Regions from separate parts of the Mus musculus genome. Here region 1 is linked to region 2. The links are chromatin loops, found by intact Hi-C in ENCODE. Cell type or tissue: left cerebral cortex. All regions are shown on one strand. Links, peaks and the distances in the headings refer to the core of each region. The heading gives the core; the rest is flanking DNA. Region 1 overlaps Rimbp2 (RIMS binding protein 2). Region 2 has its middle 18 kb from the start of Rimbp2.

Region 1 (15,027 bases), core at 3,589-11,588, 160 kb after region 2:
TCAGGGCTCCTGTCTGAGGCCCTGCATCTCCAATAGTTATTAGAGTCTCATTTAAACTAATCTCAATAGCAGGAAAAACAAACCAACAAACAAACAAACAAGCCCCAAGACTCTGCTTAGCTCCAGCCCACACTTATTGTCCTGGCACAGGATGGCTTCTAGAGCAAGTGACCTGTGCCCGTGTCGTTTATCCCTCCTGTATGCATGTCTGTCTTGAATCTGTCATTGCATCTGTGGCCTGTTCCTCCCTTCCTGGCAACTGCCCCTGCAGGTGATAGGTCTTTTCTGTTCTGGGGAGCACTTCTGTTCTGGGGAGCACTGTGGGCTTCCTTGGGAGCCATAACTCTTCCTCTGCGCTTCTCCATCTGCAAGGCATCCTGTCTCCCACGAAGGTCACACTCCCTCCCCCACCCCCAATGTTGGCAGTGGCCCCAAAATGAGCCTCACTTGAGCTACTGCTGAGATTTTATTTTATTTTATTTTTTGAGACTCTGGAACTGCCAACGTGGAGTGTTAAATTTAACAGTCTATTCCAATCGCCCAAATGGCCCAGCTTGGAAGTGGCCCATGAAAATGAACTCCTGAGCAGCATCCAGAGGCAGAGATGGAACCATTGCTGCCAAGTTGGTCCGGCCTCCCCAGCCTGCCTGTGTGCTTTGTTGATTGAATCCTGACGGTTGAAAACTGTCTTTGACTCGATGACAGAGATATTTATAAAATCTCTCCGTTCCCTGGCTGATTTCTTCCCCACCCCATGCCCCATTTTGTTATTTCTTCTGTTATTGTTGCTGTTTTGTTTTGAAAGGAACAATCTCAAGTGTCAATGCGGGAGCCGAATTCAATAACTGTGTGATTAGCGGGCCGGGTGCTAGCGGCTCGCCTGGCTCTTAGACCCTCATTGGGAATCTGTGAGAATGAGATGCATGGTGAATGAGCTTTTTGGAAATCTTGGGCTTATTCTCCTTTGAGTCTGGGCCATGGAGCCTCAACCCAGCCCACACACAATCTCACAGTGGCAGAGATGAGGTAATATTCATTTCTCACCCTCCGCAGTGCAAAGTCCAGGCTGATACTCTCTGGAAATGGAAACCCCGATATGAGCCCAGCTGGGCACATGGCTTCCTAATTAGAGCAGGTGACGAGGCAGGAGACTAGAGTGCCAGGAAGCAAACCCTTTCACGAGCTGAAAAATGGGGCCCTGGGGGTGTGGCTCAGTTATTACATTTGCCTGGCATGTGCAAGGGCCTGGGGTCAACTCTCATCATGGCATACATGTGCTGTGACGGCACGTGCTCATTAACCCAACACGTGGGAGAAAGAAGGAGGAAAATTGCAATTTTGCCTTTGGCCATGTGGTGAATTCGAGGCCAGCTTGAGCTACACAAACCTTGTCTCAAAGAAAACAAAAACAAAAACAAAAACAAAAACAAAAACAAAAACAAAAAAACAAGAGAGAATGAAACTGAAGAATACTTGGAGCCACTAATGGGCCCAGCTTGGTTGGACACCCAGCCTGGTGAGGTAGGAGCCTGTGCTCGCTTTTTGCTATAACCTCAGATACCCCGAGCCTCAGTTCATCCATCTTTGGTAGGGAGCATCATATTCTTACCAGTGAGTGATGGCATTTATCCTCCAAACAGAAAACCCAGTGGGAAAGTTTGTCTGCCTAGATTATTACTGCAGTAGGACTTTGGATGTGCTTAGGACCAGGACCTTAACCAGCCACCACAGGCACAGCTGAATTCCCAGATGCCACCATACTTTGTTTCTCTCTGCCTTCCCCTGGGCCAGCTTGGCCTTTGGTTTTCTGTAGCCTTTCCCCTCGTGGTGGTAAGATGGCTGCAGTTGCACCAACTTCTCCTCTCAAGTCCAAAAGGAAAGAGGCCTCCCATTCCCCCAGGGTCTCCCAGCACAGGCTCCCAGCTGGGATTGGGCTCTGTGGTCATTAGATAAACTAATGGGAGAGAGAGTCTGAGATTGTATTTATCTCTTCAGTAGAAAAAAAAAAATCCAGGCGCTGCTCTTTGGTGAGGGGGCCATTAAGACAAATATAACATGGACTGTCACTATGCCAGGGTGTCAGGAGGAGTGGGGACAAATGTGATTGTGTTTTAATTTTTTGTATGAATCGTCCTTTGCCAGGCAGGGGCAGTTTCATGTGAAATTTCCTCAGTAAAGCTAGTAACATGTTTTCTGTGCGGTGTGACTTTAATTATGGGGGAAGGGGGCAGGCCCCTGCTGTGGGCTGGAGGTGTAAGACCCCTCGCACCAGGGCACCTCCTTCAGGCCAGGGTGATCCAAGGAGGACTTGAAACTTATGCAGGGTGGTGCCACATCTCCCAGGCAGGAGGATGGACTAGAAGAGAGTGCTCTTCAGGCTTAGCATGGAGAGCCCGGCTTCTCTGGTCGGTCGGAACACACCGGGTCCCTTCTCAGCTGCAGTGGCAGAGCTGTGAGCCTCGTGCTTAGCTGCCCAACGAGATGCTACCCCAGCCCATTCAAGCTGTCCTCACAGGCACATGCTCTCTCCTGGGCACCATTACCATGTAAGAGTCCGATCTTTCTCTGCCTGACTCCCCGCAGATCGTCAGATTCAGCCAAATCAATCGTCGCCACCTGGTGCAGCTCAGAGGAAGACCTGCAGCGTTTACCCTCTCCTGGGAAATCAGGACCACATAGCACACTCTGGTCTTGCTGATTCTGGCCCGGAGTTCCTCTTTCCCTGCCTAAATGCTTTCTTTTCTTTCTCCACCACCACCAGGCTCAGGTTGAAGCTAAGAAAGAGCATGAAGGTGCTGTGCAGCTGTTAGAGGTGAGCACAGGTGGGCGGGCGGGCGGGGCTGGGTCGGCAGAAAGTAAATGGTCCCTGCCGCCTGTCAGAAACTGGATGTGGCCCCAGCACGCCGCCACTCACATTATCCTTGCAAGCAAGCTGTCTCCTAGGCACTGTTACCACTTCTGTCCTTCCCACTGAGGAGACAGCACCGAGCACGGAATCAGCTTTTCCTCAACCTCACAGCCTGGGTCAGAGGTGGGCTTTGGCTAGCTGTTCTCATCGAGCCACAAGGCGGCGCTTTTCCTACACTTAATGTTGGGTTGTTCCTAGGGATGCCATCCTCTAAGGGGTGGCATAGGGGGACAGTGCCGAAGCTTTGCGCTCCTGCTGGGGAGACACTTGCAGGATCGGAGAAGGGGGGGGGTCTCAAACAGCAGTTCCCAACCTTCCTAAATGCTGGAACCCTTTAATCAGTTCTTCACATTGTGGCGAGCACCGCCCACCCCCACCCCCCCACCCCCGCCCAGCCCCTGCAATCATACAATTGTTTTTGTTGCTATTTCATAACTGTAATTTTGCTACTATTATAAATCATAATGTAAATATCTCGTATGCAGGGTATCTGATATATGGCCCCCAAAGAGGTCACAACCCTCAGGTTGGAAACCACTGGTCTAGGAGCCAAAGTGGTTAATGCTGTACCAGCCACTGATGGGATCTTTGTCCCTGTGGAAGTGGCCATCTGAGCCACATGTAGATCTTCCTGAATGGTCCCGAGGATCTGGAAGCAAAACAGCCACCAGGTCCCATCATCTGGGGTGGCACACAGAGTGCCTGCTCCTGGTCTGTGACTTTGGTCCTGGGTGGGTCTTCTTAGAGAATGGTAGATAGGTAGAGGGATGGTGAGAACTCGGTGTCCTTGGGGGGTCCTTGCCAGTCATTCCTCATGCAGAGTGAGTAGTTAGCCAGCGGTCACGCTGTGAGGCAGGCAGTAGTGAACTGGACAGACTGTGTAGCTCCCCAGGCTACCTGCTGCCAGGGAAGGTAGGATTTCCATGGAATCGTAAAATGACCCTTTCCCCAGGGGAGGAGCTGCTACTGCTGAAAACAGAGTGTGTGCACATCTTATGCCACCCCTTGGAATCTATAGCTCCCCCAGGAAAGGTTCTGTGGTCACTATCCCATGAGCTGATCTTGATCGTTGGAAATTTCCCATTAGTTAGATCAAGAGGGATATGTGTGTCGGATGCCAGAAAAACGCAGGTCTTGGGAGAATGGAACGGGCCACCTCCAGATGGACATCTATCTTCCTGGGGGACAGTTTAGTCTCACCTCCCCTGGCAGGAAAGAGTCCCTTTCTTTAGCTGCCCTGAAATGTACAGACTTGGTTGCCTGTGTCACTCCAGTCTCCTGCTGAGTTATCACTGCAGCTGGTAGCCTGTGTTTTGAGCTTACGCCTGCTAACATCTACGACACAACATGCCTTTGTTCAGAAGCTGGGGTGGGCCATTTATTTGGCCATGGGCTGTCCTGAGCACTGTCTACTTCATTTACACCATCTCTCTGTAATTGTCTCGTCTGGCTCGCCACCCAGAACACCCTGGACTGCATGCAGGTATTCAGTGTGGCTTGTCCTCTCGAACATGTGCTCTGTGGTACTTTCCCTAGGCGGGCAGCTCTGAGCCCTGGGTCTGCTCATCCTCCTCCTCTCTCCCTTCTATGGAGCACCTTGAGGGTCTAACACTACAAAGGGACCTGGTGTGGGTGTGGACCAGGACTCCGCAGCCTGGTGCCAGCAGAGGAGTGGGCATAGGAATACGAAAACGCTTTCTTGGAGTGCTGAGCTGACCCTGTGCACACATCTCCCTGCCGCTGGCCAGTGGTATGAATTCAGATGACCATGGGCGAGAGGCTGGGACTGCTATTCCTTGGGGTTGGTTTGTGGTTGGGAGGGACTGGCAGTATGCCTAGAATTCCATTATGGGTCATCAGAATTCATTCTGGCTCCTCCTATCCATCCCGAGCCAACAGCAAGCTCCTTCCATAGGGGAGAGCCACTCTGCTTTCTTTCCAATTGTCCCCCAGTGTGGCCCCTGGCTCAGACCAGACACTGGTACTGAAGTCAGAGAGGGGTAGCTTCCCTACCTGCCAGATGAGGGGCTTTCAATGCTAGACTGATCATCATGGCATCTCTGGGAGCTTGTCACAAGTCTCGATCCCCAGGCCCAGGAAGAGCACAGATGGACCTCTGCCTTATGCAGCCTTGCAGGGTCCCACGAGGATGGGGCTGAGCCACACGTAGGAGGTGGCGTCAAGCTAGTTGATGGGAATGAGGGACACTTGAAGTCTTGACCAACGCATAATTGATAAGCCCAGGCCCCGCAGCCCAGCCTGGATCCCATCTTAGCACTGTGGAGAGACAGGGACCAAGTCCCTCACGCTAGTTGTCAGGACCCCCTCTAAGGGTGGGTATCTTCAGAGTATATCAGGCACCCTAGATGTCGCCTGGGTGACCATCTTTAGGCAGCCTGCAGCCCTGAAGTATGAGCAGTGTGGCTGCATTGGAGGCTATGTACTGTTAACACTGAAGCCCTTTGCATACCCACCAGCTCTGTAGATATTTGCAGAACTGATTCCCAGAGGGTGCAGGGGGATGGGGTGGGGAGATTGCCATGCAGGACACCTGAGAGAATGCCAGGTTCAGGAGTGATCGTTCCCATCATTCAGGCGGGGACCCCGAGAGCAAGAAGAGGCAGGGTCCCCAACACACAGACAACTGCGTTCCTCTCCTCACAGTAGGTGAAGTTGGGGTCAGCTGTCTTGCTGAGTTACAAGGGAGCTCTAGGGAATGCTGGCCCTTAGTTCATTTGCTCCTGGCAGGAAGGACAAGTGTGCGTGGTGGCATCGCCTCTCTGGCACTGAGAAATGTCATACATAGCTCATAGCCAGAATGATGTATAGGAAAGAACACAGTGTTTGTGGGCAGTGTCAGGGTGAGAGCAAGGGGTCTGGGCCCTGAGGATGGGGTCATTTCCACAGAGATCTGTTTCTATGGCAACAATGATAGATGAATGAGACTCCACGTGCTTGTAGGTAACTCTGCAGGTGATCTCTGCATGTCCCATTGTCTTTAATTGGAGAAATGTCCTTTACCTTCAAAGCTACCTTAGCTTGGACACTAGCCCAGCATGCAGCCCCACACCTCGGAGGAGGAAAGTCAGAGAAACGCCTGTGGAGGAGGCAGGAAAGCCGGCAGTCACGTCTTGGGATATTTGCCTCTGGCTTTTAAATGCTCCGCTTGCATTTGCAAGCTGCTGCACTTATTCCAATTATAGAACGCTTTGCCATCTGCCACCACCACGGTCCTGGTCACAGCACAGACCCCTCCATCCCCCGCCTGCAGGTGGTGCTTCTCTGAGAGGCTTGGGCTGGCCCATCAGGGAAGAGTGGGTGGGTGTGTCCGTGAAGCTGAGGGAACACACAGAGGCAAGGTTCCCATCATGCAACGGAGAGAGACTCCACAATGCTCCAGATAAACTGAGATAAACACCACGGTGTTGAAGCAGTAGCCGGGAGCAGCACAGGCCTCTGCAGTTCCTTTCAGAGTGCCCCAGGAAGTGGGTGACATACAAGCTATCAGAGCTAACCAGTGAGTGGCCCAGACATGCATTGGCTGCAGCCAGGGAAGGCTGGGGGCTATGTGCACATAGCCTCCTGAGGAGCGATCAACAGGGACACATGGGGACTTGAGGCTTCTGTGGGCTCTTCCTCTTTACGGCTGGAAACTCCTGAGGCCCAAGTTGGCATCCTGCCTTTTCAAAGCAGAGAGAGCAGCCGAAGGCTTGGGAAAGAAAGATAGTGTTCATCAGGGTGGCCTGGCACAACACTTGGATTCTCTGTCTCCTCTGACCTAGAAAACCAGGCCCTTCCACTCCATTTCAGTTCACTGAGGCTCACCCCCAAAGCCAGGCCCACTGTAGCGCCCCTAGTGGACGCACTTTGCAAAGCAAACAATTACCTACACAGCAGGGACATTGGTCTGCTGGCTGCAGTTGGTTCTACCCAGAAGCCCCTGCTCTCTTGAACACACGCATCTCCACCGTCAGGTCCCTGCATGCTTACCAGAGGGAAAGCTGCAAGTCAAACATACCCCAGGCAACTGGGTCTGCTAAACAGTGTCTAGACACAAAGACTGTTAAAAACTGTAGCCTTTGGGGCTAGAGAGATGGCTCAGTGCTTAAGAGCACTAAACTGCTCTTCCAGAGGTCCCGAGTTCAATTCCCAGCAACCACATGGTGGCTCATGACCATATGTCATGGGATCCTATGCCCTCTTCTGGTGTGTCTGAAGATAGCTGCAGTGTAATCACATAAAATAAATATTTAAAAGAAAAATTATCCTAGCCATGGCTACCGTCTCCAGGACAGCAAGCTGTCATTACCCTGTGCCTTGTTCATTCACGTATGGGACAGTGCTCGAATACGTGAGCCAACTCTGTGTTTAAATACCTTAATTATTTTATTTTATGTTGTATAGGTGTTTTGTGAGGTTGTATACCATGTGCCTGCAATGCCCACAGAGGCCAGAAGAGGGCGCTGGACTGATTGGAACTCAAGTTACAAACAGTTGTGTGTTTCTGCGTGGGTGCTGGGAATTGAACCCAGGCTGTCTGGAACAGCAGCCAATGTTTGTAACCACTGAGCCATTTCTCCAGCCCCACCTTTAAACACTTTGAATTTCAGTAACCAATACCATCTTTTTGCACTCCTTGTGCTTAGGAAAAAGTATGGCTATAAGGCTAGCATACAACAGGTCCACGTGTCTCTGGGGCCTCTGGACTGGCTGCTGGCGCCCTCTAGAGGCCAAACTGGGCCATGAGTACCCATAGAGCTAGAGGAATGGGCCAGACCCGATGTCTGAGCTGGTGATGCTCTCTGAATGCAGAGCCCCAGTCAATGCTCCCTGACCATCCCTAGCTTTGGAAGAGTGAAACACTACTTATTCATCTCTGAGGGCATAGCTTCTCTCTATCCGTATACCATCTGTATCAACCTTTTTATTCAGTAATAACTTTGGACTCATTAGAGCTTTAAAAAGCAGCAGGGACACTTTTTATAAGCTCCACCCCTCCCAGGTACCCCGGCCAAAGTATTTTGCCCCATCAGAGCAAGTCCAGGACCTGAGGCTGGAACGGTGCCAATCAGCCAAGCTACAGCTGGCCTCGGACCTCACCACCCACTTGGCTCTCTTCTCATAGTATAGTTCTAGAGTCCCATTGCTGTTGCAGACCTGCATGGTTACAATCCAATGTCTTGCATCTTCTGCCACCAGAGGACACCTACTCATGTTGCCCCTGAATAGTCACACCCTCCCGCAACCTGACGAGCACTGAACTGTTCCCGAATGCATAGCATTGAAATTTTGTGGTGTGGATGGAGAGTCCTCCTGCCTTTCGTTCCTTGGGTCTGGTTATATGCGTAGGATGCTTAAGAGGTGCTTTTTGGAGTGTCAGAGGATACAGGTGCTATCTCCTGCTCACCCTCGTACCCAGGAACCCCACTGGCCTCTGTGGGTACTCATGGCCCAGTTTGGTTACTCAGATGATCTGATGGCTTTCCCCTCATGGGGACATTTGATGCCACTCCCTCTGATGACCCTACCCTCATGTAGGATTCTTGGATGCGTTAAGTAGGAGTGGAGCCGCTAGGGCCCACGGATCCTGAAGTCATCATCCCACACATGGATTCTGCCCTTGGAATCACACTTGTCCTCACAGATCTCCCCAAAGCTCTCCAGGGCCCACCTGTGCCACAGAGCCCAGAGGTTCGGTCCCTTGCCGTCCTCTGAGGCGACTGCTATCTTAAGCCAACCCCATTCAGCTTTTTAAAAAGAGGAACCCTGCTGATTTTTTTTTAATGAATTGAAGAAATTAATTATAGGCTTGGGATCCGTTGTGGTTATTTTTGGAAACCCGTGATCGCAGACATAAATAGCACCCGGTTCTGGATGAAAGAGCTGAGAGACTTAATGCTTATGGCACAAGGAAGAGGGAGAGGAGGGAGAGGAGGAGGAGGGGGAAGGAGGGGAGGATAAAGAGGTGGGGAAAGAGGTAAAGGAGGAGGAAGAAGAAAGGATGCGGAAACTCTGCAAGAGCGGGGAGAGGATGTAGATTAGAAAGAAAAGAGATAAAGAAAGAGGAGCAAGAGGAGGAGGAGGAGGAGGAGGAGGAACCATGTCCACTCCTGAGCCATGGATCAAGCCAGGTAGCAGACTGACTCAGCCATTTCCCCCCTACATTCCCACATGCCTGCAATAAAACAAGAATCTATTGAGCACCAGCTAGATACCTATGTTTGTATCAAATTCTTCTGAGAGCAGCAGGAAGCACACAGATTAAACCCTCTGTACGAGCCACACAGCACTCAGGAACAGCCTACCACACCTGTGCCCAAGGAGGGAGCTTGCTGGCTGCCCTTTTCTTCCATGTGTTTGCCTGCCTGAAAGGTTCTTGTCTTTCCCTAGGCGTCATGGTGGTGTTAGCTAATGACAGTGGCGTTTCTAACCCAGTACCACGTAGATACTCCCTGGTGTGGCTGCCAGCTGTGTTCTTCAGGGGTCTTCAGGCCCATGGGATGGACACCCACTGAGATGGCATGGCATGATGGGTTGGTAGCTGGGCTGCTCCCAAGTCAGAACTGTTTCAGCCGTACGCTCCAAATACCAAACAGTCATGCCAACCACAAAGTGCCCAGGCTGCACACAGAGCCTGGAACAATCCACACTTGGCTGGGAGTTGAGCGATGGCAAGATTTCTTGGCACATGTGGCTCCTCATGGTGGCCAACAGCCAGGCTGCCTGTGAGGCTGGGCTCCCAGACGCTGCTGTTCTGTGGAGGTGGAAGCAGACCCTGCCACACACAAGCGCACAGCCTATCATATGCACGCACACTCACATTCTTAAAAGGCACACATGCCCTGAGCACATCTGCACCACTGACTATCCCTTCGTTGATCGCTGTTCTGCCTCTGCTGTGCAGTCCAAGGTCCGAGAGCTGGAAGAGAAATGCCGTGTGCAGAGTGAGCAGTTTAACTTGTTGTCCCGGGACCTGGAAAAGTTCCGGCAACACACTGGGAGTATTGACCTGCTGGGCAGCAGCTCAGTGGCCCTGCTGGATGTTCCCTTGGCCCCTGGCAAGCCTTTCCCTCAGTACATGAATGGACTAGCCACCTCCATCCACAAAGGTAAGTGATGGGTGCTCCCAACGGTTCTGGGAGGGTGCCTGTGGCTGAGAGTATAAGGACCTACTGCAGCAGGACTGTGGACAACCCAGGTTGCTCATTCGTAGAGTGGTTTGGATACTCCCATTCTCCCTGTGTTGGGGGAAGCATGTTTGTGTGGGTAAAGATGCACATGCAGGTGTGAGTACATGCATGTAGAGAGCAGAGGTCAACCTCTGGTGGTGTTCCCCAGGAACCATCCACCTTGCTTTTGTAAGTCAGGTATCTCATTGGTCTGGGGTTTGCTGATTAGCCTAGATGAGTATGAATGAACTCTAGGGATCTGATGGTCTCCGTGGCCCCAGGGGTGTGCTGGGATTATGGGGTATGTTGCCATGTCTAGCTTCTTGCATGGGTGCTGGAGACAGAAGTGAATTCCTCATTCAGGTTTAGCAAACACTATCAATTAAGCTATCCTCGAGCCCCTCCCTCCAGATTAAAGGCTCATACTTGTAATCCAGCATTTGAGAGACTGATGCCAGAGAATTTCAGCTACTTCCGGAACAGCCTTGGCTATATTGCAAGACCCTGTCTTAAAAACAAAACCCCAAATTGTTGACTTCTTTTAATTAAGAGAGCTGAATGCCAGACTTCCTTTTGTAGCTGTATTAAGATAATTTCCAATCTCTCCTGGTCCTTATCAAAATGGAGAAGTGCTTCTGGTGCTATTATTATTATCATTGTTGTTGTTATAAAACTAGGCAATGCTTGTTGTTCTGTGTCATCATCAATGGGGTTCTTCCCCTCAGCCTCTCAGCTTTGAACCTTTCCTTCTAACTCTTGCATTGCAGAGACTGACAAACAACATCAGTAGCTGTTGCTATGAGAAACAAGATGGATGGGATGGGACAGCCCACACCCCTCTCTTTGTTTACTGAGCCTTGTGCACCCAGGAGGTGTCTGGGTGCCAAGGCTGTGAAGTCTGTTAAATGACAGGGTCCCATGGGAAGCCCTGCTCAGATGCAAGATGTCAGATAGGCTATAAGGTGGCCTCCAGCCCACACGGATGCGTGTAGGTGGATGGTGAGCTAGAATGAGGCTGGCACATGGATAGCTGGGCTCAGTACCAACTGGAGAACATATTCAAACTGTGAAAGGCACAAACCAGCTTCTCCCTCCCCACTCCATAAATGTACTGGGATCCTAGCTGCAAGGGAGTCAGGCAGATCATGCCCCCAGCATGGCAAGATCCTAGGAGGTCATCTGAGGCAGAGCTGAAGGTTTCTTGTGGGGACCAATCACATGGCCACCTCTACCTGGCACGTGTCTAGTCCTGACTCAGAAGGAATGCAAGTGGTTGGCACCAGCCACAGGTGTGCTCATGAGGCCCCTCCCTTTCTGAGACTTTATAGACATTTCATGGCTGCTGTGTGAGAGGCTTATGATAGCCCCTGCCCCATAATGTTTCAGTAGGTAGTTAAGTATTGCTGGGAGAGACATTTTCTTCTGTGGTGTAGCTGTTTGCAAGTGCTCCCTACTCTTCTAATTAGCTCTATTTAAACTTGTTGGCTCATCAGGACAGTCCCTTAAAGATGTGTTCATGTGCCCCGGGACCCAGAGCATAGGCTTCCTGACTGTGTTTGGGAAGAGTATAGTGTGATTAACTGTGGGTGTAGAATTGCATGGCAGGATCTAAACCTATTCACCTGGAAGCCCAGGACTTCCCACTAATGCTTCAACATCTTCCTACTCTCTTGCCCAGCTGGTCAGCCTTTACTTCTCTCTGCTGTGACATCATCAGAGTCCACATGTGACTGGGCCAGTTTGGTCTGCATCTTCTGATGCCTGGATTATCTTATTTTATATAAGGCACTCCAGGTTTTTCCATGCTAATGGGAGTGGTAAAATTTTCCTCTTGGACAGGTTGCCACTTTTTAATTTAATTTAATTAAAAATTTTAATTTATTTATTTTTGGTCAAAGTGATTACGAACTTTAACATTGATATGATCAGAGAAACAGTTATCATGCGGGGGGGGGGGGGGAGAACTACAGTGTAGCCTGGGTACAGCTTCACTCAGGTACCCTTGATGATGTCACAGAAAGTCCAGACTCTGACTCTCTGTATTATAGTGCCCGGCTCTGTGGGTACACTCCTCCTGGTATCAGGCTGTGTGTGTGGGGTATCAATAGGCCTCACAGCCCCTCAATTTCAAGCCAACAGAAGGGAAGACCCCTGCACTTAGGACACACTGACCCTTTCTGAATGGACCTTCTTGTGTCTCAGATCACAGGTCACCACCAGGCCCTCAGTACAGCCAGCCTGTATGCTGCCCACAGTGAGACCAGCCTGAGGCAATTAGTATGTGGGTGGGTGGCCTGCCTCCTTCCCTCATCCATTCCCCTGTTCCCATCCAGGTCACGAGGGCCCCACTGGACACTACTCTGTGATTGGTGACTATATTCCGCTGTCTGGGGACAAGCTGGAGTCTCCGTGTGTGAAGCCCTCCTTCCTCTTGCGATCCAGCAGCCCAAGATGCAGATTTGAGTCCGAGGTGAGTCCTACCTAGTCAGCTCTAGGCTGTATCTGGGAGGCACCTATGGCCCTGCCTCCTCCTTTTGCCCACTCACCTTGGCCCCTCCATTGTTCCTATCGATTTTCCACATCCATCCTTAGTGACTCAGCAGGTGCCAGAAATCACTACTGTTTACAGGCAGAGGAGACTCGGGGTCTCAGCACTGTATCAGCATCCAGTCAGCCAGGTCCCGGGTGAGGGTTCTGAAGACAGCGGCAGAACAGGGTGTGTGGACTTGTAATGGCACAGGGAGGGGCTGTGAAACCAGGAGGGCTTCTCGGTGGTGTCACCGAACGTCTGAGACACCAGGAGCATGGTTGGCTGAGTGGAGCTGGGAGATTGGGGAGGAGGGGATAGATGTGGGCTTTGGTCCCTTGCGTGCTCCTAGGAAGGAGTGGCATGGCTTGGTTGGCACCATGAAGGGGAGCACTCTGCCTTCCACACAGAGAAGGGATAATAGGGGGAGCTTGCCTTCCTTGGGACACTGTTACTCAGTCCCCCTCTCAGCCCTCTGAGAAAAGACCACATGCCCCTGGGATTATTGCAGTAGGGAACTCTGGGCACAGCGTCCTTAAGCTCTGCAGACCCCGAGACAGCAGGGGAAAGTGTGAAATGAAGGCTCTCCTGGTGGCTCCTTTACTGTAGCTCTCCTTGGCTTCCTGAATGCCACTTGGAGATGGCGAATTCGGCCCTCCATAGCAAGAGCCCTCTGAAAGCAGAGGACATGGTCACCTCTGCCTTCCATAAGCTACTTGGCGGCATGGCATTCGGGTGTCTTAGTGGGGTGGGGGTGGGGGGCATCCAAGTCTCTGCCAATGTTTAGTGTAGGATTCCCAGCAGATGTCTGTGGAAGTGGATCCCACTTCATAAGCCTTTCACGGGCTGGGGGTGGGACACGGAGTCTTTAGTATCAGTCAATGGAAACCATGATCACTGCTCCACAGATGGACAATGACCGGAACTCTAACAACTCCAAGCAAAGCAGCTCGGGGAAGGTGCACCTGTGTGTGGCCCGCTACAGGTAGGAATGTGACGCCGCCCCCACCCCAACCCACACTGAGTGCTGGGGCAGAAGAAGCTGGTGAGAGGCACGGAATACACAGGCCTCCGAGCTTCTGTGAGTCAGGGTCTCAAACTGAGCACACAGGGGCTCACTTCCTCGCATCTCCAGATGTCAGCAGATGCACTGAGGAGTCCTGGCCATGCTCCAGGAAGACTCAAAGAGAGGGTGTTGGGGCCTTCTCAGGTTCTGGTGGCCCCAGTGCTCCTGGCTGTTGCTGTATCTCTCTAGGCTCTGTCTTTACCTTCCCATGGCCCCCTCTTCTGTGTGTGTTATTGTGTCTTTTGCATTCATGTCTACCCTGCCTAGTGAGATGTTTTCTCACTTGGGTGCCTCACTGTGAAGGAGGCCACATTCACAGAGACTTGTGACAAGTCTTTATGGGGGACACCATTCAACCCACAACAGGTGACAAAACAGAATGTCACAGGGGATATGCTCAGAGCCTCCATTCCCCCATCTTCTAAAATCTAGCAGAAATCCCAGGCATCATATTTTAGAAGTACTCAGTAGGGCATACAGTCGATCAAACAAATGCAGTTTCTAGAATTTCTTCTTTGTGAAAGTGTGCTAAGATGCATCATCAGGACATCTGATGGGACATGGCATACATTAGCCAGGAATTAGAAGCAGTGTCTATATTGTCCACATCTGACATTAGGAAACCAGTTTGATAAAGTGGTGATCAGCAGAATACTATACTTTAACTACAAAGATGTCTTAGTTAGGGTTTCATTGCTGTGAAGAGACATCATGACCAAGACAACTCTGATAAAGACATTTAATTGGGGCTGGTTTACAGTTGCAGAGGTTCAGTCCATTATCATGGCAGGAAGCATGGCAGCATGCAGGCAGACATGGTGCTGGAGCAGCCGAGAGTTCTACATCTTAATCCAAAAGCAGCCAGAAGAGACTCTTCCGCCCTAGGTAGAGCTTAAGCATAGGACCTCAAAGCCCACCCCCACAGTGACTCACTTCCTCCAACAAGGCCACACCTACTCCAACAAAGCCACACCCCTAATAGTGCCACTTCCTATGGGCCAAGCATATTCAAACCACCACAAAAGGCAATGGCAGACTTCATGAGGTAGAAATATAGTATGCTACATTGTAAGGCAAAAAAAAAAACAAAAAAACAAACAAACAAAAACAACAGTTAAGTAGTATGTCTAATGTGTTCTAACTTAGTGGGTTGATACATATTTAAAGGTAACAGAATTGGTCCAGAGAAATGGCTCAGCTGTCAAGAGCACACAATAGGCTTCCAGAGGACCCAGGTTCAATTCCAAGCACCTACATTAGGCAGCTCACAATTACTTGTAACTCCAGCTCAAGGGGATCCAGTGTCCTCTTCCACAGATACTGCATACACATGTGCACATATACATGCCCAGACACA
Region 2 (15,027 bases), core at 3,024-11,023:
ATGTCATCTGTACACCACAAGATTTTATGTATTTATGTAAGACCAAGGGCCCATCAGTGAGAGAGAATATGTGATATTTGTCTTTCTTTAAAAAAAAAAAAACTTATGTGTATGAGTGTGATGCCTACGTGTACGTTTGTGCACTACATGTATGCAGTGCCTGCATATACCAGGAGATGGTGTTGGAGCCCCCGGGACTGGAGTTGCAGGTGGTTGTGAACTATCATGTGGGTCCTGGCAATCAAACCTGGCTCCTCTGCAGGAGCAGCCAGTGCTCCTGAGCCACCTCCCCAGCCCCAGCTCCCATACTGATCTTTCTGAGTCGGACTCAATTTTCTTAACATGATTATCACCAGTTGTGTCCATGTCCTGCAAATGATGGAACTAGACTTTTCTTTTTTCTTTTTCTTTAAAGATTTATTTATTTTATGTATGTGAGTACACTGTAGCTGTACAGATGGTTGTGAGCCTTCATGTGGTTGTTGGCAATTGAATTTTTAGGACCTCTGCTCTCTCTGGTCAACTCTGCTCGCTCAGTCCCTGCTTGCTCCGGCCCAAAGATTTATTTATTATATGTAAGTTCACTGCAGCTGACTTCAGATGCACCAGAAGAGGGCGCCAGATCTCATTATGGGTGGTTGTGAGCCACCATGTGGTTGCTGGTATTTGAACTCAGGACCTTCAGAAGAGCAGTCAGTGTTCTTACCCTCTGAGCCATCTCTTCAGCCCTAGACTTTCCTTTATAGCTGAAAATCCCATTCTGTATGTATTATGTATGTATGTATGTATGTATGTATGTGTGTATGTATGTGTGTGTATGTGTGTATGATGTATGTATGTATGATGTATGTATGTATGATATGTGTATGTATGATGTATGTATGTATGTATGTATGTATGTATGATGTGTGTATGTATGAACTCCTCCCCAGGCTCACTCAGAGCTTCTAAGTATTATGGGAGACTTCCCTATTCTATTTTTAAAGTCTAGCTGGGCAGTGGTGGTGCACACTTTTAATCCCAGTACTCGGGAGGCAGAGACATGCAGGATCTCTATGAATTCAAGACCAACTTGATCTACACAGTGAGTTCCAGGACAGCCAGGGCTACACACAGAGAAACCCTGTCTCAAAAACCAAAACCAAAACCAAAACCAAAACCAAAACCAAAACCAAAACCAAAACCAAAACCAAAACCAAAACCAAAACCAAAACCAAAACCAAAATGAGAGAGAGAGAGAGAGAGAGAGAGAGAGAGAGACTCAGAGAGGCAGAGATAGAGACAGAAGGAAAGAGAGACAGATAAACAGAGACAGAGAGAGAGAGAGACTCAGACAGAGAGAGGGAGAGGGAGAGAGAGAGAGTAAGGGAAGGAGGAAGGAAGGAAGGAAGGAAGGAAGGAAGGATAAAAGCCCAGGCCAGTGCTTCATTCTTACTGCTGATCAAACAGACCCCTTTACCCATTGATGTACCTCATGGGTATCCATTGTCTGGCTCTCATATATATATGATATATATGAATACATATATATATATGATCATATATTAATATAACTCATATACTATACATGTATATGAATATATGTATCACCCATTTTCCTTACCCAGTCCTCTGTTGATGGATACTATGACCATTACTACAGTGAACATGGACATGCCCGTGTCTGTGATGTGCTGACTTGAGGGTCCTTTGGGAAAATAGAGAGTGTTGTCCCTGGGCCACACAGTAGGTCTGTTTTCAGTTTTCATCTTATCATCATGTTGGGGACCTTTGAACTCCCCCTCATTATATATAAAACATATAATGGATGTTGAATGTCTTTGCTTTCTGTTGCTGGGGTCAAACACTGACCAAAAGCAACTTGGGGGATTTTATCTTACCTTACAGTTTAGAGTCCCTCATCTAGGGAAGCCAAGGAAAGGAGCTTAACGTAGAATCCATAGACCATCTCTGCTTTCTGCCCTGCTTGAGGGCTGTCAGCTAACCTTTCTTACCCGATGCAGACTCCACCTGCCTAGGGATGATATTGCCCACAGTGGGCTGGGCCCTCCCACATCAATTAGTAATCAAGGAAAATGTCCCACCCACACAGCTACAGGCTAACCTGTTGGAAGCATCCCTCTTCCTGGATGTGCCAAGTTGACAAAAGCAAGAATAGCCGTCACAATGAGCTATCTTGCCATTTGAAGCCGTTTCCGAAACTGCATTGGTCTTTCTCCGTGCAGGAGCTGGGAATGTGTGCTGTCTCCCTGGATAGTGGGTGGGTCTACAGGCAAACTGCGCCTTACCTCTCTGCCCTGTGTCCCTGTTTCTGGTCATTTGCTCTCACAGCCTGCAGGTCATCCTGAGGGCAGCAGAGGGCGCCTGCTCACAGCATGCCAGTCCAGACCTTGGGCCAGCTGTGGAATGTGGTTTCTTGTACTCCTTGGCATTAGGATCCGTGCCAATCAAATCCTGTTTTCCCTGTGACCTGTGTGACCCATTAAGAGCTGCTTATTGTTGCTTCTGAAGACTCCTTCCAACTGCAGGCCTCAGAGCCAGAACACAAATGACCCACAAACAATGACCACCTGGGGGACTTGGCTCCCTCAAGACCCCCTGCTGTGAATACTTTTGTCCATAGGGGCCATGGGCCCCTGTGAGGGACCTCAGGGTGGCAGGGTCAGACTATGGGAACCCACGGGGGACCTCGGGGGGTGGGGTGGGGGAGGGAGTTCTATCTGATCAATAGCAGAATGAAGCACGGGCCCAAGCTTTAATAATAGAGTGGGGGAGTCTCCCACAGTGCTTAACGGCTCCAACTGAAGAGTGACTATATTGGTGACCCCAAGGAAATGGCCCAACAACACTGTGAGCAATGAGCCACTTTGGCTCTGGTTGGACAGTTTTGTTTTTTAAATTGAGGTGTCAAGGGGTCCCAGCTGTTGTGTGTTTTGGGGGGTTTTATTTATTATGTGTCTGCGCATACGCATAATGCATGCCATTACAAAGGTGGAGAGGTCAGAGGGAATCAGTTTCTCCTTCCAGTCAGGCCATTAGGCTTGGCAGCAAGCACCTTTAACCTGCTGAGCCATCTCACCAGCCCAAGGCTGGAATGGTTTTGCTTTCAAGGCTTTTCATTCTGTTTTTGCATTTTGAGGCTGGCTCTTGCTATGGAGCCAAGGCTAGCCACTAGCTTGAAATCCTCTAGCCTCAGCCTCTAAGTGTTTGGAATTTCAGGCCTGAGGCCCCTGACCCTGGCTCTCTGGGACATTTGATTTCCTAAGAGTGAATTAATTGGTGCTTGCTTGCAGCACAGCCTTGGTACTCGGTGGGAATCAGCAACTGACTTGATGAGATTAAGACTGGCCGTGTGTGTGTGTGTGTGTGTGTGTGTCTGTCTGTCTGTCTGTCTGTCTGTCTGTCTGTCTCTTCTGGAGGATGGTTCAGGTTGAGTCTTGGTGGTGTGACTAGAGACAAGAAGAGCCATTTCCCCTCCTGTCACACAGGGAAGGTGAGCCAGGGGCTGCCCTTAGTTCAGTGTGCAGAGGGCAGTGTGCAGAGGGCAGTGTGCAGAGGGCAGTGTGCAGAGGGCAGGGTGCAGAGGGCAGGGTGCAGAGGGCAGTGTGCAGAGGGCAGTGTGCAGAGGGCAGGGTGCAGAGGGCAGGGTGCAGAGGGCAGGGTGCAGAGGGCAGTGTGCAGAGGGCAGTGTGCAGAGGGCAGGGTGCAGAGGGCAGTGTGCAGAGGGCAGTGTGCAGAGGGCAGGGTGATGCTGGGCTTGGGTGACTTGGGAGCACTTAGCTTTTGCATTTTTAAAAGCGTGTGCACACCTGCACGCACACGCCTGTCCTGGTGCCTAAGGAGGCCGGAAGAGGGCGTCCCCTGGAGCTGGAGTGACAGCTGGTTGTGAGTCACCTGACAATGAGTGCCGGGGACTTACCTCTGAGCCTGTGATGTGCTGCTCTTAACCATGGAACCATCTCTCCAGCCCCCAGACTTGTGGTCGATGAGATGGACCATTGGCTTTGAGCTGCTAACCCTTAGGCGCGGGTAGGCTGTGGGGAATGCTCTGCTCCATGTATGCATGGTACCACTGAAGGCTGAACACTGTGGCCAGAGAGGCCTGGCCAGGACAGAAGTCGATGAAGACACTGCCCCGCCCCCACACTCCCAGAATTGCTTTGGTCTCCTGGAAGATGCCAAGCTGAAGAGATCGTCATCATGTAGTAACAATCGAAAATCTGTCAAGGGCAACAGATCACAAGGAAAAAAACAAATATTGATGTGGTTAGGGTGGGAAATGAAACTGTGGCTAAAAACAATTATTTTTTGTTTTGTCTTTTGAGATAAGATCTTGCTCTGTACCTCAGGCTGGCCTCAAAATCTCAGCAATCCTTCTGCCTCAGCCTTCTGAGTATTGGGATTAAGAGCAGCGTGCCACCACATCTGACCAATGATATTTTTAATTAACTGATATATTTGTAATACTTCGAGTTGACACAGCATAATTGCATATGGTGTTCAGTGTGTCCATAGTGTGAAGTGGTCACACCAAGGTAATACATGACCGCATCCTTAAATATCTGTCACTGCTTTGTGTAGGGAACTTTGAGCCCCTCTCTTCTGGATCATTCCTGAATGGCTAGCTGTTGCTATGAGGTGTTCTCTGTGCTCTGGGTCACCTTTCTGACGACATGGGACACCACACTCACTATCTCTCCTCTACTTCTCCCTGCCACAGCGGCCTGACTGTACTCTTTTCTTTTTCCTTTGTGCGACTGACATATTTTACCTCCTATATATGCAAATATGTGATGCCCGTCTTTCTGTGGAGGGCTGATGTCTTGTAACGCAACATCCCCCAGCCATGGCCCTGCTGCTGATTTTCATGGCAATTTCCAAACTGAAAAGAAAAAGAAAGGTGCACAGTGGATGTGCACTCTAGGATTCTGCATTTAGTGTTGACATCTGTTTTACCTTGTGCTCATCCATCTCTCCTGGTACCTACATGGCCATCTTCCTTCTTTCCTTCCTTCCTCCCTCCCTCTCTTCCTCTCTTCCCCATTCATTTACTCATTCATTCATCTTAATTCTAAAATGCTGTGCACCAAGTGTTGCCAGCTCACACCAGCCCCCTGACATCTTTCCCATCAGATCGTCATCATGGCGCTGTCATGGGAACCAATACAGCTCACAGATCAACACTGTCAACTCAAGAGTGCCACCGTGCCCTGTCCACTAGAGAACATGGCAGAAGAACGTGTTTAGTGTATTGCCAAGGGACATGGGAACAGCGGGGATGGTGCCACCCTGCCTGTGAGTGTAGCCCACCATAGCCCTTTCTGCACCCTAACTCAGTCCAGGCATGGACACTCTTCTCACACCCTGTGTACTGAGAAACAGCCATGGTAGGCTGAGGTGACTCTCGCCAAGCCCTGCTGGCATGTGGCCATATGGGGTGTGTGCAGTGGCAGGTGGCAAGCCCCAACATTTGGGCCCCAACAGGGCTATACATCAGAATACCATCTCAGCTGGGCAATGGTGGCACACGCCTTTAATCCCAGCACTCGGGAGGCAGAGGCAGGCAGATTTCTGAGTTGGAGGCCAGCCTGGTCTACAGTGTGAATTCCAGGACAGCCAGGGCTACACAGAGAAACCCTGACTTGGAAAACCAAAAACCAAAACCAAAATACCATCTCCTTCCTTCCTTCCTTCCTTCCTTCCTTCCTTCCTTCCTTCCTTCCTTCCTTCCTTCCTTCCCTCCCTCCCTCCCTCCCTCCCTCCTTTCCTCCCTCCCTCCCTTCTTTCTCTCTCTCTCTTTCTTGCTTGCTTGCTTGCTTGCCTTTGTTTCTGATCCAGGGTTTCATGCAATCTTCTCCCTCCCTCCCTCCCTCCCTCCCTCCCTCCCTCCCTCCCTCCCTGCCTCCCTCCCTCCTTTCCTCCCTCCCTCCCTTCTTTCTCTCTCTTTCTTGCTTGCTTGCTTGCCTTTGTTTCTGATCCAGGGTTTCATGCAATCTTCTCCCTCCCTCCCTCCCTCCCTCCCTCCCTCCCTCCCTCCCTCCCTCCCTCCCTTCTTCCCTCCCTCCCTCCCTCCCTTCTTTCTCTCTCTTTCTTGCTTGCTTGCTTCCTTGCTTGCTTGCCTTTGTTTCTGATCCAGGGTTTCATGCAATCTTCTAACTTGCTATGTAGCCAAGGGTGACCTTGAACTTGTGATCCTCCTGCCTCTACCTCCCCAGTGCAGGGATGACAAGTGTGCCGCATCGTGCCTGGTTTATTCAGTGCGGGAATCAACCCCAGGACTTTGTGTATGCCCTGTAAGCGCTCTACCAACCCAGTGGTAAGGCAACCCTAGAGACGCCATTTCTAACATGCCAAGCAGGCAGCGCCTCCCACACCTCTGCAGTTGGCAGGAGTAGGAAGGAGCCACTTCTCATGGCTGGACAGACAGACAGACAGACCCAGAAGGCAGTGTGCAGCCTGGGTTGTCGGCTCTAGACCTCTGCCCCTGGGTACAAGCAGCATCCAGGGACGACCACAGGTAAAGTACCACACAGCAGAAGATGAGAGTCACATAGGTCCAGAATGTTCCAGGTGTTTCAAATGTCACTACTTACAACAAGAACAGTTGATGTTACAGGAAAGGTTTTTTTGTTTTTTTTGTTTTTTTGTTTTTTTGTTTTGTTTTGTTTTTCCAGCACAACAAATCAATTGCAAGATAGAGTTTAGGAAAACAAGAAAAAAAATATCAATGACCTTCCCCCAGTGCAGAAAACACAACAGATGTGATCTTATACAGTTGCGTAATAGACAGAGGGCTCAAAACCCCAGCTGTGGTCCCTCAGGAAGGGGGCACAAGGACAGAGCTTGCCTTCTGCCTCAGGAGTTGGAGTGGCTCTCCCTTCATGGCCACAATGAGTATGGGAGAGATCACCCTGGGCAGGTGGGTGGCTCAACAGACAACGGCACTTAAAAAAAAAAAAAAAAACTAAACTAAAAAATAAGCTCTCACTTGGTAGCCCCAGCTGACCTTGAATTTGAAATATAGACCAGGCTGGCCTTGAACTCAGAGAGCAACCCCTGCCTTTGCCTACCTACTGCTGGGATTAAAGGCGTTTGCCACCGTACTTGGCCTTAACAGCTTTTCTTGTTGCCAAGCCTGGTGTCCGGAGTGCGCGTGCACGCGCACACACACACACACACACACACACACACGCACGCACGCACACACACACACACGCACACACCACCACCACCATCACCACCACCAACAACAAAATAAATGTAATTAAAAAGAAAGACCTTGCTCGTCCTCTTGTCTTCACTTTTTGTCTTATTTTGAGTTCGGCGAAGGAGCCTCTAGGTGGCACCAGAGAGCAGTGGATTTTTCTGGGTGAGCCAGCCAGTTCCGGGACTACTCACAGTGGATGGCTGGGGCGCTTGTGGGGCGCCTGTGAGAGACTGACAAATCACTGCTGAGGGTTGAAGGTTCACTTTGAGTCTGAAAGAGTACCCAGAGCCAGGATGACGACCATTCCCTAAAGAGTCATTATCGGGTCACACACGGCTGCTGCTTCTCATGCTAAGCCCCTGGAGCCACGCTTTGAGCCTTTTCTCTCTCTTATCCCGGCTGCAGTCAAAATGGTTTTGGATTGGGTACTTCTTTGATGCCGTATAAGGACCCCCAGGCAAGGTTTCTTGGTCCACATCAATGTTTTCAGCTCTGGAGAGCCCCACCTTAGTGACTCTCTGAGTGTATTTCTTACTGAGCTCCTGCAGGCCTGCTACATACAGGACAGGATGGAAAGCCACAGCAGGTGAGTTGGCGCGAGCTGCCGACCACACCCGGGACAGGCAGAGGGCGCAATGCAGCCTTCTCTAACCAATGTCGTGGGAACGATCTATATATAGTGTATCAGTGACTGGACAGAAGCGAGAAGTGTACAGTTTGAGGAAGGAATACAGTCATGTGCACAGCCGAGGACCCTACCCAGGTCCAGTTATGCCTGGATCAGGGTCTAGGGTTGATCCATTTTATTATTATTGCTATTAGATCCAAACCTGCTCCTTGGCGACCCAAACAAGACATGTTTGCTCTTGGGATATCTGTCGAAGAACCCAAGTTTGTGTGTCCTAAAGTGAAGAAATGGACGGTGGACATGGGCTTAGTGTGGTGGTTTGAAAATGCTTGGTTCAGGGAGTGGCACTATTTGGAGGAGTGGCCTTGTTGGAGGAAGTGTGTCACTGTGAGAGTGGCCTTTGAGATCCTTCTAGCTGCCTGAAAGACAGTCCTCTTCTGGCTGCCTTTGGATCAAGATGTAGAACTCTCAACACTTCTGCCTGGATGCTGTCTTGTTTCCTGCCATGATAATAATGGACTGACCCTCTGAACCTGTAAGTCAGCCCCAATTAAATGTTGTTCTTAGAAGAGTTGCCTTGGAGCCGGGCGTGGTGGCGCATACTTTTAATCCCAGCACTCGGGAGGCAGAGGCAGGCAGATTTCTGAGTTCGAGGCCAGCCTGGTCTACAGAATGAGTTCCAGGACAGCCGGGGCTACACAGAGAAACCCTGTCTCGAAAAAAACAAAAAACAAAACAAAAGCAAAAATAAAAAAAGAGTTGCCTTGTTCATGGTGTCTCTTCACAGCAGTAAAACCCAAACTAAGACACTTAGTGATACAAATAATGGGCTAGTGATGGAGGGAAAAGTCCCCAAAGTGCCAGGCTTCACTCTCAGGTCATGTGGTGCTTTATAAGACATTTTCACAGTGCTGGTCCCCTCATGTCTCAAGGTTTTGTTCTGTTTCTACTTAGATTAAGTTGAGGTAGGTAAAGGTTTCCACTGTTTCCCTGCTGACTGGTTCATTTGTTAATCTTTAAAATTTTGTTTTGTTTTGTTTTGTTTTGTTTTTTCAAGACAGGGTTTCTCTGTATAGCCCTGGCTGTCCTGGAACTCACTTTGTAGACCAGGCTGGCCTCGAACTCAGAAATCCACCTGCCTCTGCCTCCCAAGTGCTGGGATTAAAGGTGTGCGCCACCATGCCCGGCTAAAATTTTTATTTTTAATTAGTTAATTAATTTATTTATTTTGATATTTTGAGATAGGATTTCTCTGTGTAGCCCTGGCTGTCCTAGAACTTGCTCTGTAAACCAGGCTACCCTTGAGCTCAGAGATCTTCCTGCCCCTGCCTCATAAATGCTGGGATTAAAAACAAGTGCCACTACCATCTGCTAGACTGATTTCTTTCATTTTCTGTGTATGAGTGTTTTTCCTGCACATATGCTGTTCACTACGTGCGGGTCTTGTGCCCGAGGAGGTTAGAAGAAGATATCAGATCCCCTGAAACTGGAGTTACAGATGGTTGTGAGTCCTCACATAGGTGCTGGGAATTGAACTGAGTCTTCTGCAAGAGCAACAAGTATTTTTACATGCCAAGCCTTTTGTTAACTTTTAATCTCTATTGATCTTATTTTATACATATATATGTGCACAACTGTGTGTGTGTGTGTGTGTGTGTGTGTGTGTGTGTGTGTGTGTGTATGCAGTACCTGAGGAGGCCAGAAGAGGGCACCAGATCTCCTGGAACTGGAGTTACCGTGTGGGTGCTGGGGAGCAAACCTGGTCCTTTGCAAGAGCAGCTAATGCTCTTTACACTGAGCTACCTTTCCCGGCCCTCTCCTATGTCAATGCTGCTATCTGAGGTCTATGCTCTCCTGCCACCACAAGAGCTCCACCATGAGACGTGGGGAAGTTCCAATTCCCTGGGGTCAAGCATCTCAACATCTGAGGCAAAGGGAGGGGCACAGCGAGTCTGCATCTTCATTAAGGCCAGGGGAATGTCTGGAAGAAGTTCTAAGCCCATATGTTGTTGTAGATGTAAGCTAAGATAGAAAAGGGGGGAAAAACCCAAACCAAAAACCCCAGAAAACTGCTGTGTGTGTTTAAAACGAGCTGCACAGGAGGATGACATACAGCCAGCAGCTACCTCAATAGAGCTTTAGTTTCCTCCAATGAAAGGAGGTGTGGCCAGGCGGTCATGGCACAAGCCTTTAATCCCAGCACTTCGGAGGCAGAGGCAGGTGGATTTTTGAGTTCGAGGCCAGCCTGGTCTACAAAGTGAGTTCCAGGACAGCCAGGGCTATACAGGAAAACCCTGTCCTAACAACAACAAACAACAACAACAACAACACCCCAAAACAAACAAAAAAAAACAAACAAACAAAAAAGGAAACGGGGGGAAAAAAGAAAGGAGGTGTGAATGCAGGCGTTTGCTGCCTGTGAGTTAGGCTTGAGTATGCCCGTGGTCGGCCACACCCACCACTTTTTTTAGCCTCTTAGTCACAGTTGCAATGTGGCTGCCAGAGGTCTCTGGCTCTCACATCTGTATTTAGGACAGGAAAATGAAGGATAGGGTTCACCTCACCCGCTCCTCCTTACAAGGGAAAGCAAAATCTAGCTGCCGTTTTCCCTGCTCACTGACTGACAGCGCTGCTTGAGTCCCATCAGAACCTGAGTGCATGGCTACCCTGGGGTAGCTGGTGTCCTGCTTGCAGGAGAAAGAGATGGCTGGTACTGGGCACTAGCCTAGTAAGCTTCCCTTAGTGTTAGGGAGCAGTGCCTCCTCCTCGGACAAGAGGATGATACTTTCCATGGGAGTGTAGGAAAAGCCACAGACGTCCTGCCCCCCCCCCCAACCCCCCAGCAGGTACCCTGGATTCCAGGCTGCTTGAAAGTGGGAACATTGGGGAGAGAGGAACCTGGTGCCCAGCCTAGGGGTTTGGGGTGAATTTCCTGAGCCAGAAGAGTGTGTGTTCTTCCAGCAATGACAGAAAGGAACACCCCGTCTTTAGGGTGGCTTGTGGATTTTGCACAGTGTTGGAAAAAGTCTTTCTGTTTTGATATAATTCAATATAAACAGACAAGAAGGGACTCACTGGATACTTAAGCCCTATTCCAGATTCACTGCTCACATGGTACCCCAATTTAATTAATTAATTAAATGTATATGAGTTTACTGTCGATGTCTTCAGACACACCAGAAGAGGGCATCGGATCCCATTCTAAATAGCTGTGAGCCACCATGTGGTCATCGGGATTTGAACTCAGGACCTCTGGAAGAGCAGTCAATGTTCTTAACAGCTGAGCTATCTCTCCAGCCCCCTCTCACCCCAAATTCTTTATACTTTCTTTGCTTTATATAAAAATGTCTACTGCCCGTAACCTGGTGGTGGTGTACACCTTTAATCCTGCCACTCCGGAGGCAGAGGCAGGAGGATCTGCCAGGGTGGTGGGGTAGCTCCAGGCTGTGTCCTCTCTGTAGCTAAAAAGTAGGGTTGCTTTTTAAAACAACATTCTCCTATCTTGACTCTAAGTTACTCTGAGACCGGAAGCTGCAGGCCTCTAGATCTACTGACTCTTGTTGCTAAGAGCTGGGTGATTAGGTAAAGGATTTATTGCATAGATCTTTGGCCAGGCAACCAGAAGCCCTTCACTGGCCTGACTGGTTAACTCTTTGTGAACCAAAGAGGAAAGAAAAAGAATTAAGATGTTATACAGTTAAATATTCACAGACACATATACAATCATACACACATTTACATTTTCATTCACAGTCTCATTTACACATTAACACACTCACATTTTTGTTGGGCCCAACCACTGGTCTCAGACCCTCCACAAGTATTCATGCATGCTTACATACATACACATATACCTATATACCATATATACACATACATACAGACAGACATATACATTTGGGTGGATGGATGCATGGATATGGGGCAAGAGCTCCCCAAACCAAACCATGCAACCAACAACTTTATATCTTTCCTCTGGCCTTTTTATACCTTCTTAGACAAAAAAAATTCTTAGAAAATTACCCCGGAGATAAAATGTTACATAAAATGGGAGTTTCAGAAGGATGTTAGTTGATGTTAAGTTCAAAGCAGTGCTTCATTTGAATATGGTCATTATAAGTTCAAAGCAACAGTTTTTACATGGCCTTGCTTTATCAGAGTGCACTCCTGTGACTTTGTTCTTGAACCTAAATGTTTTTCCTTGGACACAAATGTGTCCCAAGTCTATTTCTCTTTTTAGTGTAATTATGAAAATTCATTGTATTTCTTACTATGCATCCTTTACTTACTATACGAGGAATGGGCATATTCTATTCTTTTTTTAAATATTTATTTATTTATTATATGTAAGTACACTGCAGCTGTCTTCAAACACACCAGTCAGATCTCTTTAAGGATGGTTGTGAGCCACCATGTGGTTGCTGGGACTTAAACTCAGGACCTTCAGAAGAGCAGTCGGGTGCTCTTACCCGCTGAGCCATCTCACCAGCCCGGCATATTCTATTCTTGATTCCAACTTTATTACATCTTTCTAGCAAAGCAACTAAGACCAGCTCTTAAAACTTTTCCTAGAATTATTTGAATCAAATCAGGAATTCTGTAGACTCATCCATTCATCTAAACAGCATCAATTCATAACAGTTCATCTTTATGTTGATCTGCAGGAAATCTGATCAATAGGGTGGGTTAATGCCCAGGGATCATTATACTAATTTAATGATTACAGGAAAGGCATATCAGCTACAAGAAGCGATCCTGAAGTGAAGTCTCTTTGGAACCTTGCCGTCGAGATCATCCATCGCAGACCATGCAGAAATGGTGGGCCACCTCCAGGAATGCCACCTGCTAGCCTTACCCTATTCTAGATGGCTCCTGACAAGAGGTCTCTGAGTTCGAGGCCAATCTGGTCTGCAGAGCAAGGTCCAGAACAGCAAGGGCTACACAGAGAAGCCATGTTTTGAAAAACAAAAATAAAACAAACAAAAAAGTCCACCTCCCACCTATTTATATACTTATCATCTACTTATCACTCATCTGTCCATCACACTATCCATCTATCTGTCCATTACATTATCCATCTATCTGTCACCTACCTTCTACCTACCAACCATTTATCATCTATCCATCCATCATCTATTGTTGATGTATCTCTGATCCATCATCTTCATCTATCAGTCATCCAGCGGGTGTATATTACCTATTTAATTGCCTACCAATCATTTATCATCTGTTCCTATCAATCACCTACCACCCATATCTCTCTCATCGTCTATGCGTGAGTTTATCATCTGTCTACCTATCAATTATCTGTCATCTTGCGCTCTGTGTCTCTGTGACTCTGTTACCTGTCCAAGCTGTCTCTTATCTGTCCCATCTGGATCTGTCTATCCAGAGAGAGAAAGGAAGGTGGCAGAGCTGTGGAAGGAGGAAGCTCCAGGACTTTATCCTCAGTGCTTAGATTAGCCCCCTCCCCCAAAGAAGCCCCACCCCCACCCCACCCATGTGGCATGTGGAGGGTGTGGCTACAACTCAGCTCCTCCTAAGCTCTGAGGGTCTGCAGAGCAGGCACTATGACTTGGGTCGCAGGGCCAGTTCAGAGCAGACACGGCATCTGGAGCCATCCGTGGGCAGCACAGGGTCCCAGGAGCCTGGTCCCATGCTTCTGAGGCTAAGTCCCTGACAGTCACCAGAGTAGGGGAGTGCATGCTGGTACCATCTGGAAGGGCGAGCACAGCGTTGGCTGGGACAATCTGCTGTTTTATTTGATAAAAGACACAGTTGTAGAAGAGTCTACTGCAGGACTTCATGGAGACAACCGTCACCCATGGGGACGGCATCGGGTGGCATTGGTTAAGACTGGCCCTGACTCCTACTAGTGGTGGTCAGTACTTCTCCTGGAAGATGATAGGGAACTTGGGAATGGGAGAGACAAGAGATGGATGGACAGAGATAGGCCTCCAGATGACTCTCCGGTGTGACCTTCCTTCCTTTCCAAGCAACTTTGAAATTTATACATGTGTAGGCAAACACTATCCACATAAAATAATAAACTAAAAAGAGTTGAAGCAGAGGCCGGGCAGTGGTGGCGCACGCCTTTAATTCCAGTACTTGGGAGGCAGAGGCAGGCGGATTTCTGAGTTCGAGGCCAGCCTGGTCTACAGAGTGAGTTCCAGGACAGCTAGGGCTACGCAGAGAAACCCTGTCTCGAAATCTGCCTCCCGCCCCCGGCCCCCCCCCCCCCAAAAAAAAGAACTGAAGCAGATATTTCTCTTCTTTCTCTGTTTTGTTTCCCTTTGGTTTTTGTTTGTTTTGTTTTGTTTCAAGCTGGCTTTTAGTCTGAAGACCAAGCTGGGCTTAAACTAATGGTAATCCTACTTTAGCCTCCCAAGGGCTGGGATTGCAGCCCTGAGCTCCGGGTGCAGCCCTGAGCTCTGGGTGCCCAGCCTTTGAATGACTTTGTTTACATCCTGATGAGAGTTCTTGAACATGCCAGGTGAGGGCGCTATTGCTCAGTCACACCCCCAGCTTCACCAGGCTCCTGTCCTCAAGCATAACATTTAGGTGAATCCAGGTGAAGCGCCAGCCCATCCAGGCCCCCCTTGCCTCATATGAAGGGTGCACGGGGAGCCATCTGCAAGTGGAGATGCTTAGCCTTGCCCTCCTCAAGAGACTAGCCTTTGGGACTCTTAGATGGACACCAGCTTCTCTGCCTCAGCTCAGACTGTCACCTCATGTTGCTCACATCCAGCTGTCACGTGCAGCCTGCCACACCGTGATACCCACTCAGGGACTGTGTGAGGTGGGAGGTCTTAACTTTTTTTTTTTCTTTTAAATGAGTTGGTTTCATTCAAAGTGGTACAGAATTCAGAGTACAATGAGGATAGGACAGCAGGCTCTGGCGGGATTCCAGACTGGGTTCACTTTAGATTCACAGCCTAGGTAGGAATTGCTGAACAATAGAGGCATGGAGCCATTGCTCTATTTACTTTATTCATTTTTTTGTTTGTTTGTTTGTTTTTTAAAAAGTTTATTACAGTGTACAACCAACAGGCTCCAGGATAACACTTCATTCTAGTTATCAGGTGGCAAAGATGTTATGACAGGCAATCCAGATGTTTGACAGGTTACAGAATAACACTTCATTCTAGCTGTAGTGGCAAAGATGTTGGGGCAGGGAATCCAGATGTGTAAA

What was found. Peaks named below come from ENCODE experiments on the same cell type or tissue, not always from the same donor. Only the 100,000 strongest peaks of a DNase experiment are listed, where the experiment ranks them.
Region 1: it touches region 2 in a loop (2.7-fold over the local background); 7 of 42 quality-filtered maps call a loop at or near these places.

The regions. Positions count from the first base shown.
Region 1 is chr5:128,801,347-128,816,373 of GRCm38, reverse strand. It overlaps Rimbp2 (RIMS binding protein 2), which reads left to right. Exons shown (of 21, transcript NM_001378900.1): 5 at 2,762-2,812; 6 at 9,813-10,017; 7 at 12,411-12,547; 8 at 13,513-13,589. Among named protein-coding and RNA genes, the nearest start is that of Gm34057, 9.3 kb to the left of the region's middle. In left cerebral cortex, for the core only: CTCF peaks have their summits at 6,775, 7,429 and 7,630 (motif pointing left); DNase peaks (open chromatin) are centred at 7,630, 8,651, 9,601, 11,113 and 6 more places; H3K27ac peaks cover 5,492 bases.
Region 2 is chr5:128,963,855-128,978,881 of GRCm38, reverse strand. No RefSeq gene overlaps it. Among named protein-coding and RNA genes, the nearest start is that of Rimbp2, 18 kb to the right of the region's middle. In left cerebral cortex, for the core only: CTCF peaks have their summits at 7,345 (motif pointing right) and 10,999 (motif pointing right); a DNase peak (open chromatin) is centred at 7,351.